Linked DNA regions of Homo sapiens: region 1 is linked to region 2. Evidence: read pairs that join two places in POLR2A ChIA-PET (ENCODE). Cell type or tissue: IMR-90. All regions are shown on one strand. Links, peaks and the distances in the headings refer to the core of each region. The heading gives the core; the rest is flanking DNA.

Region 1 (7,649 bases), core at 2,516-7,515, 170 kb before region 2:
GCCTGGCACACAGCGTGTGCTCAAAAAGTATTTGTTGACCCAGTGAATCATGAATGAGTGAATCTATCAGAATGGATTCATTTCATCCTATCAAGCACTCTTTTAGATTAAAACCATTTTCCTCATTTAGTTCCATTTCCTGCTGTCCTCTGCTGCCAGGTCCAGAACTGGAGCAGGCTACCAAGTTTACAGATGTGATCCCTGCTGGAGAGAGGCTGTGTTCAGACAGATGTGTGGACAGAAATGGCAGTGGAGGGCAAGGAGTGCCAATGGGGGTTACCCAGGGGCCACAGGGGCTGGGAGTGGAGGCTGCAGGAGGCAAGAAGGGATGCAGAAAGACTTCCAGGATGGGGACACTCCCAAACGAGGTCTCAGAGATGACCAGGAGCCGGCTGAGCAAAGCAGAATTCTTTAGTCAGAAGACACAGTAAGAGCAAAGACAGGGTGGTTTGAAGTAGCCTGCTATACACAGGGCTCCCCATGAAGCTGTCTATTGGTGGAGAATCCAGGGCATGGCAGAAAGGGCCTGGATACAGCTGGAGGGGCAAGCCAGAGGGAGGACCCCAAGAGCCAGATTTAGGAGCTCAAAGCCAAGTCGACCATGTACAGTTGTATAGGTTGTGTACTGTGTAAAGGAAGTGAATGAAGTTGAAATCCAGCCTATGGTCTGCTGGCCAAACCCTGTGGACACAGTTAAACCCTTCACTTAAAGAGGCAGCAAGGTCAGCTTGCAAAGGGGTCAGTAGCTTATGTTTCCATTTCCAGGGGTGGACAGTGGTGTCCTCAGCTCCACGCAATATGTGTGTGGTATGGGGGAAGGAGGCACTACATCTGAAGGGAGGCCATGCAAAAGAATCAGGACAAATGAGAAGGCCCTGGAGAACTATTAGCAGCTTCTGGGGCTGCCAGGGATGGCTGGACATGCACCCTGCCATCTGTACAGGGCTTGAAGACACAGTGAAAATGCTCAGCTCTCAGGTCGATCCTAGATTAAGAGTGAAGGGAAGGCAGAAGGGGGACAGATAATGATAAAAGGAGGGAGTTCTGGTTTTGGAGGTCTCTAAGGGATGCAGTTGGAGGAAAGCTGAGAGGGCTGAGGGTGGAATGGTGAGGACTTCCAGTTGGATTTTTACATTAATGACGGGGAGTGACAGTCCTAAGGGGAAGACAGTCTCTAGGGCAGTGGTCTCCAACCTTTTAGGCACCAGGGACCGGTTTTGTGGAAGACAATTTTCCCACGGACCGGTGGTACGGGAGAAGGATGGTTTAGGAATGGAACTGTTCCACCTCTGATCATCAGGCATTAGATTCTTATAAGGAGAGTGCAACCCAGATCCCTCACATGAGCAGTTCACAATAGGGTTCGTGCTCCTATGAGAATCTGATACTGCCGCTGATCTGATAGGAGGTGGAGCTCGGGTGGTAATTCTCACTTGCCTGCCATTCACCTCCTGCTGTGCGGCCCAGTTCCTAACAGGCTACAGACCGGTGGAGGTCCATGGGCCTAGGGGTTGGAAACCACTGCTCTAGGGTGTATTGTCCACAGTGAGTAGGGGCTGGTGTTTGAAGAAGGGAAAGTCCAGGATCAGGGGTCTAAGGGTGGGCTGGATCCCCAGGTAGGAGAATGAGGGCCTCAGGCCTCAGGCCAGCAGCTAGACTTGGGAGGAGGCCTGGACATGACTTCCTCCAGGAAGGGTAGGGGTGTGATCTGCACTGTGTTGGGGATGCTTAGCCTTGCTCCTTGCACATTGCAGATGAGTTATAAATATTTGTTCAATCAATGACTAAGTTGATAACATCAGTGATCCAGTTCCCTGGATCTGTGTGAATGTGATCGGTGAATGTCTGAGAGGTTTGAAAGGGCAGCTTGTGCCAGGGGAGGTGAGTGTGTGGATAGTGTGTATCTTCTGGGTAACATTAGCTACTGCAACAAGTAAGCTCCGAATTTCACTGGCTTAATCTCAGAAGTCTGTTTCCTGCTCACTGATGACTCCAGTTCACTGAAAAGTCCAGTTCCTTGTTTGCTGACAGCTTTCCTCCATGTGGTGATTCAGGGATCCAGGCTTCCTCTATCACTGGCTCCACCATCCCCCTGCTTCACATAAACCCCAGCCCAGAGGAGACACATCACTTCTGCTCACCTTCCCTTGATGAGAACTTCTCATATAGCTAACCCCAGATGCAAGGCAGGCGAGGAAATGTAGTGCTAGACTGGAAAGATGCCTCCTCAAAACAATTTTACACCATGGAAAGGCCAGCAGAGATTTTGGGTGCACTGACATAAGAAGTGACAGAAACAAGAGGAAAGTGGGGCCTCGAGGCACACATTTGTGCCAGTGGCCAAGGACATGAGCAGCCACCCTGAATTCAGTTCTTGGCCTTGCCTGAGATTCTAACTGGAACATGGAGACGATGTGTATATAGGGAGGGAGGAGAAAAGCATGAGTGGCTCTCTCACCCACTGATTGCTATATTTGATCCTCACTTAGTCTTGGGAGATGGAGCTCCTTTAGCTCATTATCCCTCTTTTACAGAGGAGCAAACAGGTTGAGAGAGAGTGAGCGAGCCTTGGGCAGGGTCACTCCTGTGAAGCCGGGACTAGAACCCAGGGCATCTGTTTCCCAGTCCTGTACTGGTTCACCAAATACCCTAAGTCTAAACTGATTCTCCAGAACACATTTCTGTGTTATTCTGGAAAAACAATGTATAGTCTGCAACATCACAATTTTGTTCCCAAGCATCGAGAGAGTGGCACATGGCCATCAGGCAGGACGATTTCTTTCAACTGACAGCTTGGAGGAGGAAGCTTTTATTCCCGGGGCCCCCAGGGGAGGGGTTTGGCCAGGCCTCTGCTGTGTCAGGAATTCTTCCATTGTAGCTTACCAACTTTGTTACAAAGTATAAGATCTTTTAACATATTTTTAAACACTATCAATTCTGCTCTCTGTTCCTTGCATTTCTTCTTTGTCCTGAAGCTCAACCCGGGCAAAAACATTTTTCCCATCAAAAATTCAATGGGGCTCTTACAAAGTGACAGCAGATTAAATAGCTGCATTTATGATCCCCTCCTAGATACACCTCCCCGTTTTTTTGGGTTTTTTTTTTTTTTTTTTTTTTTTTTTTTTTGGCCCAGCACCAAAAATCAAATGCCAAAAAGGCAACGGATCTCAGCTGTTTTGAAACAAGCTGTGTCGGTCCAAAGGTTATTTCATTTTGGACACTGTGTGACCCTGTGTTTGGGCCTCATTTTAAATTAATAAACGCATGAGGATAGTCAGTACTCTAACCCCAGAGACCAGCGTGCTGCCTGGCCCATGGCAGCCTCAGTAAATTTAGGAGGAAACCCACACCCTGGAGTTCTCTGACCTTGGTGAAAGGCAGTTGAGTAGACTTGGCAGAGAAACCTTGTCATTTATGGTTTTCCATTTTAAATCTAAGCATTTTCACATTGTCTTAAAATTTATAAATGAATGGGTGTGGTGAGTATTCCAACTGTTCCCAGTGCCTAGCACAGTGTGACTCAGAGTAAATAAAAAAAAATTTTGAATAAATGAACCAAATAGGTAATTAACATCTCAAAGTGGGCTTTCATGCATTGCGTTGTTTCCTGCAAACAAGTTCCGGAGGATACTTTCCATGTACTAAAGGGAACTCGTTGCAAATTGGATGACTGGGAGAGGCGAAGTGGCAGCTCTGGGGCCTGGAGGGACACCCCCCACCTCAGCTGTCCCACCTCTCCTGCCCTTGACTGCCGCCCCCATTCTAGCTGCTTGGGCTCCCATCTCTGCTTTTCCCCCTCCTCACCGCCCCTCCCTGCTGCTGCGCACAGCCTTCCATCTCCTCCCACCTATCCTTTGACCCAGAACCCACTCCATCCCTCCACCCAGCAGTCCTAGCCCCTGCCTTTAGCTTGGATGTCAGCCTGGTCTTGCTTTCTGAGAGAAGAGGTCTCCTGTGACTCCTCCTGTCCCCTATCATCACACCTGGTGCAGAGGAGGGGCAGGAGGGTCCAGGTGGGCCACCAGGATGGAGGAGTGGTGTACGTGGGGCTTTCAGCTCTAGGTACTTAGGAACCTGGCCCAGCCTGCCCACCTGGAAGTAGCCTGACCTGGTGCGGGTGCAGGGAGCCGATATCTGCAGGAAGGAGTTGATGGACAGAGTTTAAGGCTCTTCCTCTCCTTACCAAAGTATTTATTTAGCTCCCAACTTTACTCCCACCCTAGAGTTAACATTAATGATATTAACCATTTCTCTCATATGTTTAAAAGTTTTTTTATTTCACAGTAGTATTTATCTTTTAGTTTTATGATTTATTTTGCTCTATAGAAATTTTTTATTTTATGCAATTAAATCGTTCAATCTTTTCTTTATTTTTCTAAAGATTACTAAACTATTCAGTTGTGTTCTCTTTTATACTGTATGGATTTTTTTTTTTCTTTTTATCTTCCATTTTTCTGAAGTCTCTTTTGGAATAAGACTCAGGGACAGTTTCTAGCTTTTTTTTTTTTTAATCTAAATGACTAGCTAATTTAAATAAAATTTAATAAGTAATTCATTATTTCCTCCCCAAATGTGAAGTGTCAATTTCATTATCCGCTGAACAGCCGTGATGCTGGAGCCCAAGTCTGCACTCGGCGGCACCCTTATTCATCACTCCATGCGCCTGTGGTTTGGTTTCCATTAATTTACCTTTATTAGATGTTTTGGTAAACAAGTAGGGCAAGTTCCACTTCTTATGTTTACTTTTCAGGAAATTCAATTCTATTCTTGTATACCAATTGTCCCAGATTTATAATAACTTCGTTAAGTTCCTATCAGTTTGAGTAGGGTGTTTTTACTGGAATTACATTGAGTTAAACACTCATCTAAGAAGAACAGACATCCTTACTATACTAAAACTTCCTATCAAAGATGTGTCTTCTTTTATTGAAGTCCTATTTCATATCCTTCAGTGGAGATTCATTGCTTTTTTTCTGCTAGTAGACCTGTTACTGATCTTATTTCTAGGAATCTTCCTCCAGGCACGCTTTTATTTGCCTTCCAGAATACCACACGTTCCTGTTTTCCTCCTACCTCCCAGGTCACTTCTTTTTGGTGTCTTTTACTGGTTCTTTCTCTTCTCTCAGATCTCTTGTTTTGTTTGGTTTTGTTTTGAGATGGAGTCTCACTCTGCCATCCAGACTGGAATGCAGTGGTACAATCTTGGCTCACTGCAACCTCCGCGCCCCCAACCCCCAGGTTCAAGTGATTCTCCTGCCTCAGCCTGGGATTACAGGCATGCGCCACCATGCCCGGCTAATTTATGTTGTATTCTTAGTAGAGACAGGGGTTTCCTCATGTTGGCCAGGCTGGTCTCGAACTCCTGACTTCAGGTGATCCACCCGCCTCCGCCTCCCAAAGTGTTGGGATTACAGGTGTGAGCCACAGTACCCGGCCTCTTCTCCCAGACCTCTTAACATTGGGCTCTGGAGCTCAGACTTGTAATTCTCAAAGATTCTACTGAATAAACCAGCAATTCAGAGATAAATATCTTTTTTTTTTTTTTTTTTTTTGAGATGGAGTCTCGCTCTGTCGTCAGCTGGAGTGCAGTGGTGTGATCTTGGCTCATTGCAACCTCCGATTTCCTGGTTCAAGCATTTCTCCTGCCTCAGCCTCCCGAGTAGCTGGGATTACAGGCAAGCACCATCACGCCCAGCTAATTTTTGTATTTTTAGTAGAGACGGGGTTTCACCATGTTGGCCAGGATGGTCTCGATCTCCTGACCTCGTGATCCGCCCACCTTGGTCTCCCAAAGTGCTCCAATTACAAGCGTGAGCCACCGCACCCATCCCAGAGATAAATATCTTTGTGCAAACGATTCTTCCACTTTTCTCTTTAGGATTCCTCTCAAGTGGAAACAATGAGCAAAAAAGCCACAGAGAATTCAGTTCCTTTTCAGGTCCACACTGACTAGAGTTGCCTGGATTCCTGCAGAGTTGGCATGGCATAGCTCAGAGAGATTTGGGAGACTGGGATAAAAAAGCCTCTTGTCTAGGCCGGGTACGGTGGTTCAAGCCTGTAATCCCAGCACTTTGGGAGGCCAACGTGAGCAGATCACTTAAGGTCAGGAGTTCAAGACCAGCCTGGCCAACATGGTGAAACCCCATCTCTACTAAAAATACAAAAATTAGCCAGGCATGGTGGCGCACACCTGTATCCCAGCTACTCCGGAGGCTGAGGTGGAAGAATTGCTTGAACCCAGGAGGTGGAGGTTGCAGTGAGCTGAGATTGCACCACTGCACTCCAGCCTGGGCGACAGAGTAAGACACTGTCTCAAAAAATTAATTAAAATAAAATAAAAAGGCCGTACGCGGTGGCTCACGCCTGTAATCCCAGCACTTTAGGAGGCCGAGGCGGGTGGATCACGAGGTCAAGAGATCGAGACCATCCTGGCCAACATGGTGAAACCCCGTCTCTACTAAAAATACAAAAATTAGCTGGGCATGATGGCGCATGCCTGTAGTCCCAGCTACTCGAGAGGCTGAGGCAGGAGAATCGCTTGAACCCGGGAGGCAGAGGTTGCAGTGAGCCGAGATCACGCCACTGTACTCCAGCCTGGCGACAGAGCAAGACTTCGTCTCTAAAAAGAAAAAAAAAAAGCATCAGAGACATTGCCTTAATATGATGGCAATTATTCAGGAGAGAGGTGAAAGTGCCTTAGGATAGAGAGGTTGCCATGAGTATGATGAGAACTGTTTGGATTCCGCATGTTTTGCAAGGGTAGAGTCAGTGGAATTTGCTTAAGAATAGGATGTAGGGTGTGAGAGAAAGGGAACATTTAAGGATATATTCAAAATGCCCAATAAATCATAAGAATTTAATTGTCATTAAGTAAGTTGCCATTGAGGTTGAGACTGGAGCAGGTTTGGGGGGAATCAGAATTTCAGTTGGGACCAGCAACACTGGAGATGTTTATTCCCATCCAAGTGGAGAGATCAGGCAGGTAGCTGGATATATGGGTCTAGGGGCCTGGGGAGTAGCCCAGAGCAGCAATACAAATTTAGGATTAAATAAGATAATAAGTAAAGCTTGTTTAGCCCTTTGGAAATCTTAGAAAGGAGACAGACAGGTCTATGCTGGGTACTTGCCTGGGCTCACTCCCTGCTAACAAACTTGCTCTAACATTATCAGTGTACACAATTTAAATCAATGCCTCTGCAAAATCACACTTTTTTTTTTTTTTTTACCATGTCAAAGTCCTTCCAGGCCTCTCACAGATGAGTTTGAATAAAAGTATGCATTAGGAGGCCAGGCATGGTGGCTCACATCTGTAATCCCAGCAGTTTGGGAGGCCGAGGCAGGAGGATGAGTTGAGGACAGTTTGAGGCCAGCCTGGGCAACATAGCAAAACCCACTGTATTAGTTCATTTTCACACTGCTGATGAAGACATACCCGAAACTGGGAAGAAAAAGAGGTTTAATTGGACTTACGGTTCCGCATGGCTGGGGAGACCTCAGAATCATGGAGGGAGACTAAAGGCACTTCTCATGTAGTGGCAGCAAGAGAAAGTCGAGGAAGAAGTAGAAGTGGAAACCCCTGATAAACCCATCAGATCTCATGAGACTTACTCACTATCATGAGAATAGCAGGGGTAAGACCAGCCCCCATG
Region 2 (11,060 bases), core at 2,988-7,987:
CACTTTGACCTTTGAAAGTCTTTACTAGTTTCCATGCTTTTCTAAATATAATTTTTGCTTGATTTTTCTTGTTACAGAAAAATATGCCCATTAAAACTTTAGAAAATACAAAAAAAGGCTGGGTGCAGTGGCTCACGCCTGTAATCCCAACACTTTGGGAGGCCGAGGGGATCGGATCACCTGAGGTTGGGAGTTTGAGACCAGCCTGACCAACATGGAGAAACCCCGTCTCTACTAAAAATACAAAAAAGTAGCCAGGTGTGGTGGCACATGCCTGTAATCCCAACTACTCGGGAGGCTGAGGCAGGAGAATCGCTGGAACCTGGGAGGTGGAGGTTGCAGTGAGCCGAGATCACGCCATTGCACTCCAACCTGGGCAACAAGAGTAGAACTCTGTCTCAAAAAAAAAAAAAGAAAAAAAGAAAAGAAAAGAAAATACAAAAAATTGTTATAATTTTTGACTCTTATTAGTTTTAAATATTGGTATGTGAGTACATCTATAAATGTATCTTCCTTACTCTTTCTCCACAGCCTTACCTGCACTTCCCGAATGAACTACTTATATCTGAAATCTCATCTTAGGGTCTACTTCTGGAAGAACTCTAGCATAATACCAGTAGAACTCCACAAAACTGAAAAGCTCAAAGCAGCAGGTGGCAGAGAAGCAAATGCCACCAGGTATCACTGAGGACTAAAGCTCAGCGCTGATGTTGCCCCTGCTGAAGGGGCAGGAGGGCTGGCCCATCCCATGGTGCCACAGGCTGTGGCCACATCTCACGCCCTCCTGCGCTGATGTTGGAATGAGGTGTGGGTTGTTCCTGAGGTCCAGCTAACTTTGGGCTGCTACAACAAAGAGAAAAACCCTTGGGCGCATCAGTAAAGTCACTACACAGCTTCACTCCTTGGTTGGGTCCCTCGATAACCAAGTCTCCAAGAGCAAAAGGACAGAGAATCCAGCCTGAACTGAGACAGCCTCAGCATCAGACAGAAGCCACACGGACACACTCCACTCCAGCAGAGAAGCAGCTCAGCACTCACAGATAGGCCCAGAGATGAAAAGGAAGAGGTCAACTGGGCACTGTGGCTCATGCCTGTAATCCCAGCTACTCAAGAGGCTAAGGCAGAAGCCAAGAGTTCAAGACTAGCCTGGGCAACATGTGAGACCTTGTCTCTAAAACAAATTTTAAAATCTTAGCCAGGTGTGGTGGCAGGAGGATTGGTTGAGCCCAGGAGTTCCAGGCTACAGTGAGATACGGTTGCACCACTGCACTCTAACCTAGGTGACTAAGCAAGACCCCCGTCTCTAATTTTTTAAAAAAAGGAGGAAGTTGGCCGGGCACGGTGGCTTATGCCTGTAATCCCAGCACTTTGGGAAGCCAAAGCGGGCAGATCACAAGGTCAGGAGTTTGAGACCAGCCTGGCTAACATGGTGAAACCCCATCTCTACTAATGATACAAAAAATTAGCTGGGCATGATGGTGCATGCCTGTAATCTCAGGTACTCGGGAAGCTGAGGCAGGTGAATCACTTGAACCCGGGAGGCAGAGGTTGCAGTGAGCTGAGATCAAGCCATTGCACTCCAGCCCGGGCGACAGGGCAAGACTCTGTCTCAAAAAAAAAGGAAGAGTTTGGCCAGGCACAGTGTCATGCTTGGAATCCCAGCACTTTGGGAGGCCAAGGCAGGTGGATCACCTGAGGTCAGGAGTTCGAGACCAGCCTGGCCAACATGGTGAAACCCCATCTCTACTAAAAATACAAAAATTAGCTGGGTATGGTGGTGGGCACCTGTAAACCCAGTTACTCGGGAGGGTGAGGAAGGAGAATCGCTTGAACCCGGGAGGCAGAGGCTGTAGTGAGCCGAGATTGCACCACTGCACTCTAGCCTTGGTGAGGCAGAGTGAGGTTATACCTGAGAAATGAGTACTGATGACCCTTAACAAATAGTTACTCCCCAAGAAATACGAGAAAACCTTAAAACAGAGTTTTCTCAACTAGTTCCACAGGAAACTAGCTGGTAGAGGTAGCAACAGGTGCTAAAGAGAAAAGGCTGCACCTGGGAGACACTGAGTGAAGCAAAGGTTCATGGTTGGCTTTTCCTTAGGCCTTCTTGGATCTGTGCTGATGTCCACTGAGATTCCCCAGGAGAAGGTACAGTGTGACAATCCCCAGAGCAGCTTGTAGGACTCACATTCCAAGCAATGCCAGCGTGGAAAAACAAGCATCATTTAATAAATAGGTATAAACAGGGAAGACATTTAATTCAAACATCTGTAAGGAAGTGACCAAAACTGATGACATTTTAGGCCACCAAGAACACCTCACAGGCACTAACAAGCCATCGTTTTCTCAGGCCACATTATCTATCCACCGTGCAATAAAAACAGAAATTAAAAACAAAAGGATAGACAACAACAACAAAAAAATGAAATCACTTGGAAATTTATGCCTAAATAACTTGAATCAAAGAAAGGAACAAAACTGCAGTTATGGGCCATTCAGAACGTCATGACAATTGGAACTCCACGTAGCCATACTTAGGGAATGAAACCGAAGTACGCCCCATAGCTGCAAATGTTTCTGTTATTCAACAAGGAAGACTGAAGGCAAATGAAGCATCCAACTTAAGGAGCTAGAAAATAAGCAACACGATAAACCCAGGGAGAGAAGCAGAAATACAGATAAAAACTAATGAAATAGAAAACATAAAAATCCATAGAACTGATAAATCAAAGACTTGGTTTCTTGTAAACAGCTGTAGGACACCCAGCCTTGTGGAAGCCCAATAAAGGGAGGGGTCACACGGCCAGGCGCGGTGGCTCATGCTTGTAATGCCAGCACTTTGGGAGGCCGAGGCAGGTGGATCACCTGAGGTCAGGACTTTGAAACCAGCCTGGCCAACATGGCGAAACCCCATGTGTACTAAAAATACAAAAGTCAGCCAGGCGTGGTGGCAGGCGCCTGTAATCCCAGCTACTCGAGAGGCTGAGATGGGAGAATTGCTTGAATCCAGGAAGTGGAGGTTGCAGTGAGCCGAGATCGCACCACTGCACTCCAGCCTGGGTGACAGAGCAAGACTCCGACTCAAAAAAAAAGGTTGTGGGGTGGGCAGGGGGAGGAAGTAGGAAGCAAGTGAGCGAGAGAGAACACAGAAACACAGTAGAGAAGTCAAGGAAATGTAATCAAAGACACAGAGGAGAGGTTTCAAATTAGAAGAGTATTAAATGCATGCAGTGTGCTAGTCAGCTGGGAGAGTTCAGTGGAGAACACGTGTCTTCCTCAGCTCGGGCTGCCCTAAGGAAATACTACAGACTGGGTGGCTTAAACAACAGAAATTTCTTTCTCACAGTTCTGGAGGCTGCAAGTCCAAGATCAAGGTGCCAGCAGGGCAAGGTAAGGCCTTTCTTCTTGGCTTGCTGATATCAGCCTTTTTTGCTCTGTGCACACCTGGCCTTTCCTCTGTGCAGGAGTAGAGAGAGCTCTAGTGTCTCCTCCTCGTCTCCTAGGGACACCAGTCCTATCAGATCAGGGCCTCATCCTTATGACCTCATTTAAGCTTAATTGCATCCTTCAAGGCCCTATCTCCAAAATCAGTCACATTGAGGGTTAAGGCTTGTGAAAGGAAAAATAAATCTTGGGACCCCAAAATCACTAAGCTAAAGGGAAAAGTCAAGCTGGGAACTGGTCAGGGCAAATCTGCCTCTCATTCTATTCAAAGTCTTCCCTCTGCTCACTGAGATAAATGCCTATCTGATTGCTTCCTTTGGAAAGACTAATCCGAAATGCAGAAGAATGCAACTGTTTGTCTTTTATCTGCCTATGACCTGGAAGCCCCCTCCCTACCTTTGTTGTTGTCCTGCCTTTGTTTCCAGTTGTCCCGCCTTTCTGGATGGAATTAATGTACATCTTACATATACTGATTGATGTCTCATGTCTCCCTAAAATGTATAAAACCAAGCTGAGCCCCGACCACCTTGGGCACATGTCGTCAGGACCTCCTGAGGCTGTGTCACGGGGGCATCCTTAATTTTGGCAAAAGGAACTTTCTAAATCGACTGAGACCTGTCTCAGATATTTGGGGGTCACAGGCTTCAACATATGAATTTGAGAGGGATGCAATTCAGTCCATAACAGCACACTTTTCTAGAAAAATGAGAATTGCCAAGAGAAGTAAAAAACCAGGGAATCAACTTTAAAACTGACAGAGGACTATTTCCCAACAGGGTGTGGGTCAGAGAGTTTAGCAGACAAGTTCTCTCAGACTTTCAAAGAATGTTTGTAGGCTGTTTAAGCCATCCAGAAAACAAAAAAGAGAATGTGCTCTGATTCAGTTTACAAATCTAGCATAGCTGTGACATGGAACCCGACAAAGACAACCAAACGTCACCCAGTCAGGCATTTTAACCAGAACCCAAGCGATTCCTGGCCACATTATAGTTTGAGAAATGCTACATGGTGCTACACTCATTGTCACTACATGAAGAGAGTTTTCTAAATAAGGTCCTTGAGTCAAAGGAGTTGGCAGGTGCCCAGACGGCTGAGACCAGAGAAGCCCTTGGGCAAGGGGTGGCCCACAGAGGTGGTCAGCATGGAGAAGCCCTGAGCCAGAGCCCAAAAGCCCATGGGGGCTACCTATGCTGTCCACACCTGTCTCCTGGACATGGCAGGGAGACTCAAGGAGCCAGAAATGGAGTGGCCACCCATACTAACGCCACATACACACAGCTTGAGTTTAGCATGCTTAGGATCTCCTTTAACCTGCAGGAGGTGCCTGGGGCAGAGGGCACAGTGTTGACACTAACTGCTACAGGGTATGAGGAGGCGGTCAGCTCGGTGTGCAACCTAACAATTGAACTGTCTGGAGAGGTAGTGAGCTCCCCATCGCTGTCTGACCATCCTCCAGGGATGCTCTGGGGGGCATGCCGGCCCTGGGAGAGAAGCTGGCCTGCATGACGTCAGACTCTCTCCTCGCCTGGAGACTTCAGATTCATGATGACTAATCCTCCGATGGCTGCATCCCACCCCATAATGATAATTGCTGACTCAGCTAACCAGGACATGCCATTTCTCATTTTCAGAAAACACTGTTTCTGCACACTCTGTGACCTCCTCTCCATGCCTGTGTTACCATCTGTTGGCAGCATCTCTCAGGATGAAGATCAGCAGGGAGGGGAGTGAGAGGAAAGCAGGTCCGATCTTATTTGCAGCGCTGGTCACACATGCACAGACAGGGTTGAAAAGTTTCACACAGACAGATGTGTGTGCATCCCTAGCTCCTCTTGGGTTGCCATGGTGAGCAACCTCTCAGGTCCCAGGCTCAGAGCAGGTGCCAGGAGGAGGCTGCAGGCTTGAGGACCATTCAAGATGTCCATTAGAAGCACAAACAGCCGGGCGCGGTGGCTCACGCCTGTAATCCCAGCACTTTGGGAGACCGAGGCAGGCGAATCACGAGGTCAGGAGTTCGAGACCAGACTGGCCAACATGGTGAAACCCCATCTCTACTAAAAATACAAAAAATTAGCAGGGCATAGTGGCGGGCACCTGTAATCCCAGCTACTCAGGAGGCTGAGACAGGAGAATTGCTTGAACCCGGGAGGCAGAGGTTGCAGTAAGCCGAGATCACACCACTGCACTCCAGCCCGGGCAACAGAGTGAGACTCCATCTCAAAAAAAAAAAGAAGAAGCACAAACAACCCCAGCCTTCCCTCTCTCCATAATGGACTGAATCTCAGCCTGCCACACTAATAGGTGCGTGGTCACAAAGAAACCTGCAACAGCAATGTCTTACTCCTCATTATGTGGATTTCAATGACGGATACAGTGCTTTCATTGTGATCTCCATATGCAGAATTTAAAAGCCTCTCTCAGCCAGGCACATGTAACCTAGGCTTTGGAAACCCTCGCAAATAATTTTTCAAGGACAATAAACCACAAACGATCAAAGACAACCAGAATTACAGAAGCCTGAAGACTCCAGCCTGGGCCACCTCTGGTCGGAAGCATGAAAAAGACTATGGCACTAGGGATTAAAAAGTCACTGTCAGCCGGGCATGGTGGCTCACGCCTGTAATTCCCAGACCTTTGGGAGGCCAAAGTGGGAGGATCACTTGAGCACAGGAGTTCAAGACTAGCCTGAGCAACATAGAGAGACTATATCTCTACAACAAATAAAAAAATCAGCCGAGTGTCATGGCTGGCCCCTGTAAGTCCCAGCAATCCGGAAGCTGAGGTGGGAGGATCACTTGAGCTCAGGAGTTTGAGATGGAGTGAGACTAAATCTTGCCACTGCACTCCAGCCTGGGTGACAGAGAGGGACTGTATCCCAAAAAGAAAAAAAGAAGATTGCTATCAGCATCATTGGCAGACACTGCACCAGGCTTGGGGGTGTGGAAGAGCAGATGCTGAACTCCCTGTTAACTCCCAGTAAGGACAACACTATAGTTCCTTTTAAAAAATATTATTTTAGGCCAGGCATGGTAGCTCACGCTTGTAATCCCAGCACTTTGGGAGGCCGAGGTGGGCGGACCACAAGGTCAGGAGATGGAGACCATCCTGGCTAACACGGTGAAACCCCATCTCTACTAAAAATACAAAAAATTAGCCGGGCGTGGTGGCAGGCGCCTGTAGTCTCAGCTACTCGGGAGGCTGAGGCAGGAGAATGGCGTGAACCCAGGAGGCAGAGCTTGCAGTGAGCGGAGATCGCACCACGGAACTCCAGCCCGGGCGACAGTGCGAGACTCCGTCTCAAAAAAAAATTATTTTAATATATTTTTTGAGACAGGGTCTCACTCTGCTGCCCAGGCTGGAGTGCAGTAACACAATTTAGGCTCACTGCAGCCTCAACTTCCCAAGCGATCCTCCCACCTCATCCTCCCGAGTAGCTGGAACTAGAGGCACGCACCACCACAGCAGGCTAATTTTTGTATTTTTTGTAGAGATACGGTTTTGCCATGTTGCCCAGGCTGGTCTCGAACTGCTGGGCTCAAGCAATCCGCCCACCTCAGCCTCCCAAAGTGCTGGGATTATAGGAGTGAGCCACTGCACCCGACCATATTTCCTTTAATAGTGGGCTGTAGGCTTGAAGAAAATGGGCTCTGTGTTACATGCATGATATGGAAGGTACAGTTTACCAAGGACACTCAGCAGAGCAAACCAGGAGCTATCCCTAGGGTGAGTGGGTTGGGGTACAGGGAACACAACTTCTTGGCCTCATACTCCTCATAGGAGCCAGCTTGGTTTGAGGCACTAGAATTCCACTGGTCTGGGGTAAGAGCCAGATCTCAAGATCTCAAGAAGCCCCAGGAGAGCACTGAGTAAGCCATTGATCCCCCACTCTGAGCTAGGACTTTGGGTTTTCTTCCATGGGGAAGAATATGCTCCGTGTGTGTGGAGAAAAGAGAAATGAATGCTGGTGACGAGAAGGGCAGACTGGGGAAGCCCTCAGGACTTCCCAAAGTTCCTATTCTCCTCCTTCTGGGCATGTGGAAAGACCGTACCTCCTTGCTCTTTGAAGTTAGGTAGGACTTACTTTGAACCATGAAACAGTAGCGGAAGTGATGTTTATCATTTCCTGGTGGAAGCTCGCGCATGACTCCCCACATCCTCTTCCTTCTTCTAGAAGGAAGCAAGTGTTGCTATGGAGGCTCCATCAGCCTGGCTCCATTAACCACAAGGAGCAGATCCCCAATACCCCTCCCCAACCCAGAAACCTGCTTTAGACTTGAAAGTGACTCATAAGCCTTCGTTGTTTTAAGCTACTGAAGTTTTGGCACTGTACGTTATTGCAGCCTAACCTTGCCTATCCTGACTGGCACACCCAGAATAAATGGTGTAGTTATGAAAGATGCCTTTTTTTAGAATCCTTTGTCTAATCTTTTGTCTATACCTGGGTTCCCATTACAATTTCTTACTATGACATCAGTGAGTGTCATGTTGCTAAATTGTCTGCATGTCATATGATAGTAACAAGACATCCCACATGTATGATCAGTTGCAATTATGTAACAATGTAGACAAAGCCAATCACTTCAATTCTCAAAAAAGGCTGAACACCATAGCTAGGATGTGGAGAGATGGAAAAAGTGTCATTTACAATGACAAAAAAAAAAGAAAAAGAAAAAACCATAAAGCATCATAGATTAATTTTTTTTTAACGTGCAAAAAATAGAAAGAAAACTACAAAGCCTACCTGAAAAGACACCATCAATAGAGCTTAGTAAATACCAGGAAACACACACACACACATACACACACACACACTCACACACACACCTTCCCCAAGGTCACATGGCTGGTAAGTGGCAGGAGGTAGAATTTGAATACAGTCAGCTTCCTTAACCACCACCAAGAATAGGATGGGTGAGCTTTTTCTATAATGGGCCAGACAGAAAACATTAGAGGTTTCTAGGTCATCTGGATTCTGTTGCAACTACTCAAATCTAGCTCAAAAGCAGCCAATGGACAATATATAAACAAATGGGTGTGGCTGTGCTTCAATAAAACTTTATTTACAAAAGCAGATAGCCATCTGGATTTGAATCATGGGCCCATAGTTTGTTGACACATGATCTAGAATAACAAATCCTTGAAGATAGTCAAGGCTTTTGGGGGGAAAACTAATAACAAGCAGAGACTTGCTCTATCAGATATCAGCACATAAAGCTACAAAAATTATTTGGAATTGCATTATATTTATGTATCAATTTAGGATGACTATGTAATTTATGTAATTTAGTTTACAGAGAATATTCATTTATGATTTTGAGTCTTCCTATTCAGGAATATGGTATTTCTCTACTGTCACTCAGATCTTGAGAAACAATTTAACAGGGTGGGGGGTGGGAAGGAGCTCCAGGCCAATTTTTAGAAGAAATCCTACCTAACACCAGACATGTAAATAGAATGTCAGAGGACCAAAACCACTAACACCCTGAGATATGTGTCAATTGCGTCCATTCAGACTTTGGTCCAGTTCTGTGAGGGACAACGGCAGGGTCGACCTAAGATGGGGCGTTTTATAGGAAATGTTTCCCATGTTAAGCTGAACACCAAAAGGCTTCACCTTCTGCGATATATGAATAGATTTAAACCCTTCCCCCACACCCAAGGAGACTAGGCTGCTGTGGGCCTCAGCAGAGCAGAAGGGTAAAGAAAGACGGCCCTGAGAATCACATCCAAAAACCAGCCCTGGCAAAGCGCAGGGGCTCACACCTATCATCCCAGCACTTTGGGGGGCTGAGGCGGGTGGATCACCTGAGGTCAGGAGTTCAAGACCAGCCTGGCCAACATGGTGAAACCCGTCTCTACTAAAAATACAAAAAATTAGCCGGGCATGATGGCAGGTGCCTGTAATCCCAGCTACTCGGGAGCCTGAGGCAGGAGAATCACTTGAACCTGGGAGGCGGAGATTGCAGTGGGCCAAGATCGCACCACTGTACTCCAGCCTGGCAACAGAGCGAGACTCTGTCTCAAATAAAACAAAAACAAAAACAAAAAACAAATACGTACAGTTAAAAGACTTAAGTCACAACATACATCCATGAGCAATTTTAGATGGCAGCATTCCCAAAGCCATCCACCCCTCCCAAGCAGTGCACAATAGCCTCTTCCTGATGACTTAGGCTGCCCATTGTGACCACCGGTGACTGCAGCTTGACATCATAGTATATCCGTGAGTCAAGCGGCTGTGGGTTTTTGGCTCTTGCATCTGCTATAGTTCTGTCTCGGGTGCCATTTGCTAACTCTGTTCTCTGTGTAGCTGCTTTTGGCAGCTCCTCATCTCTCTTCTAATCCACCACTCACAGTCCTAGAGAACAGACCACAAGTTAAGACCGTCACCTACAGAATCCCAAGGGCCAAAACTGGGCAGAGGACAACTCCATCCTTCTTACAAAAGGGCTTCTCCACAAGAAGCATTTCCGTTAGACTCTAGCAGTGAGATACCCTGCTTCAAGAATTTCTCATGGAGCCAGAAGCCTTTGAAATTTGCCCTTATGATCCTCACCACCGAATCCCACTCAGCAGATTCCAGTACCACCTGGCATCGTGCAGGAGAAAGAACCCCAAGAAAGCCAAAAAGATGGCCACCTGCAAATACAACGCCTGCCACGTGGTCCCCATCAAAAATCTGGAGGAACATGAGGCTGTTTGTGTCAACAGGAGCGCTGTGGAAGAAGAGGACACCGAGAACCCTCTGAAAGTCAGTCCTCCTAGTTCAGAGCAGAACGATGACACCCAGCAGGTCTCACCCTGCCTTCCCAGCCCCGATATCTGGAATGTCGATGGCGCTAATTGCCAGCATGTGTTTGTCCTTAAGACTTTTTTTCCTCAAAAGGTTGTTTGTGAAAATGACACGAAAGAGTCAGCAAGAGAGACCAGTCCCCAGAAGATCCTCAGACCAGGACAGTAAACTGCCAGCTGAGGAAGGAGCACACGCCTCATCAATGCATGGAAGAACGTGCAATGCATCAGAATAAAAGACATGCAAAGTAAACTACCCTGGGCTACCTCTTTTTTTAACCTGGCAGATTGATAAATATCAAAAGGCTTAAAATACTCTGCTGGCAAAGGTAGGGCAAAATGGGCACTTTCATAACATTGGTGAGAATGTCAGTTGGTACAACCTCCACAGAGGGCAATTTGACAATAGCTATAAACATTATCAATGCATACAGGCTTTGATTGAGCAATTCCACTTCCAGGCTTCATTCTGTAAATATAATCACACATGTGGAAAATGAGCTAAGTACTAGCTTATTCACTGCAGCATTATTTGCAGCAGCAAAAGAGTTAGAAATGAGCCAGGTGTGTTGAATCACAGCTGTAGCCTGTTACTCTGGGAGCTGAGGCGAGAGGATCGCTTGAGTTCAGCCTGGGCAACATAGTGAGATCCTGTCTTAAGCAACAAAAAAAAAAGTCAAAAATGACCTAAATATCCATTAAAAGGGCCTGATTAAAAATAAGTTATACTGCAGCCATACAACAAAATATTATGCCGCCTTAAAAAAAGTGAGGAAGCTCTTTCTGTGCTGATATAGAAAGGTTGAGACACACTGTTGAGCTCA

The links. Peaks named below come from ENCODE experiments on the same cell type or tissue, not always from the same donor. Only the 100,000 strongest peaks of a DNase experiment are listed, where the experiment ranks them.
Region 1: POLR2A ChIA-PET joins it to region 2 with 11 read pairs; 3 of 35 experiments call an interaction of 5 or more read pairs at or near these places.

Annotation. Positions count from the first base shown.
Region 1 is chr20:43,895,863-43,903,511 of GRCh38, reverse strand. No RefSeq gene overlaps it. Among named protein-coding and RNA genes, the nearest start is that of LINC01728, 5.0 kb to the right of the region's middle. In IMR-90, for the core only: no CTCF peak of the experiment used is centred there; no DNase peak of the experiment used is centred there.
Region 2 is chr20:43,725,593-43,736,652 of GRCh38, reverse strand. It overlaps LOC101927200 (a long non-coding RNA gene), which reads right to left and starts at 7,734. Exons shown (of 4, transcript XR_936741.3): 1 at 7,526-7,734. GTSF1L (gametocyte specific factor 1 like) reads left to right here and starts at 9,651. Exons shown (of 1, transcript NM_176791.4): 1 at 9,651-10,489. The coding sequence starts at 9,959. The coding sequence ends at 10,405. In IMR-90, for the core only: no CTCF peak of the experiment used is centred there; a DNase peak (open chromatin) is centred at 4,972; H3K27me3 peaks cover 321 bases.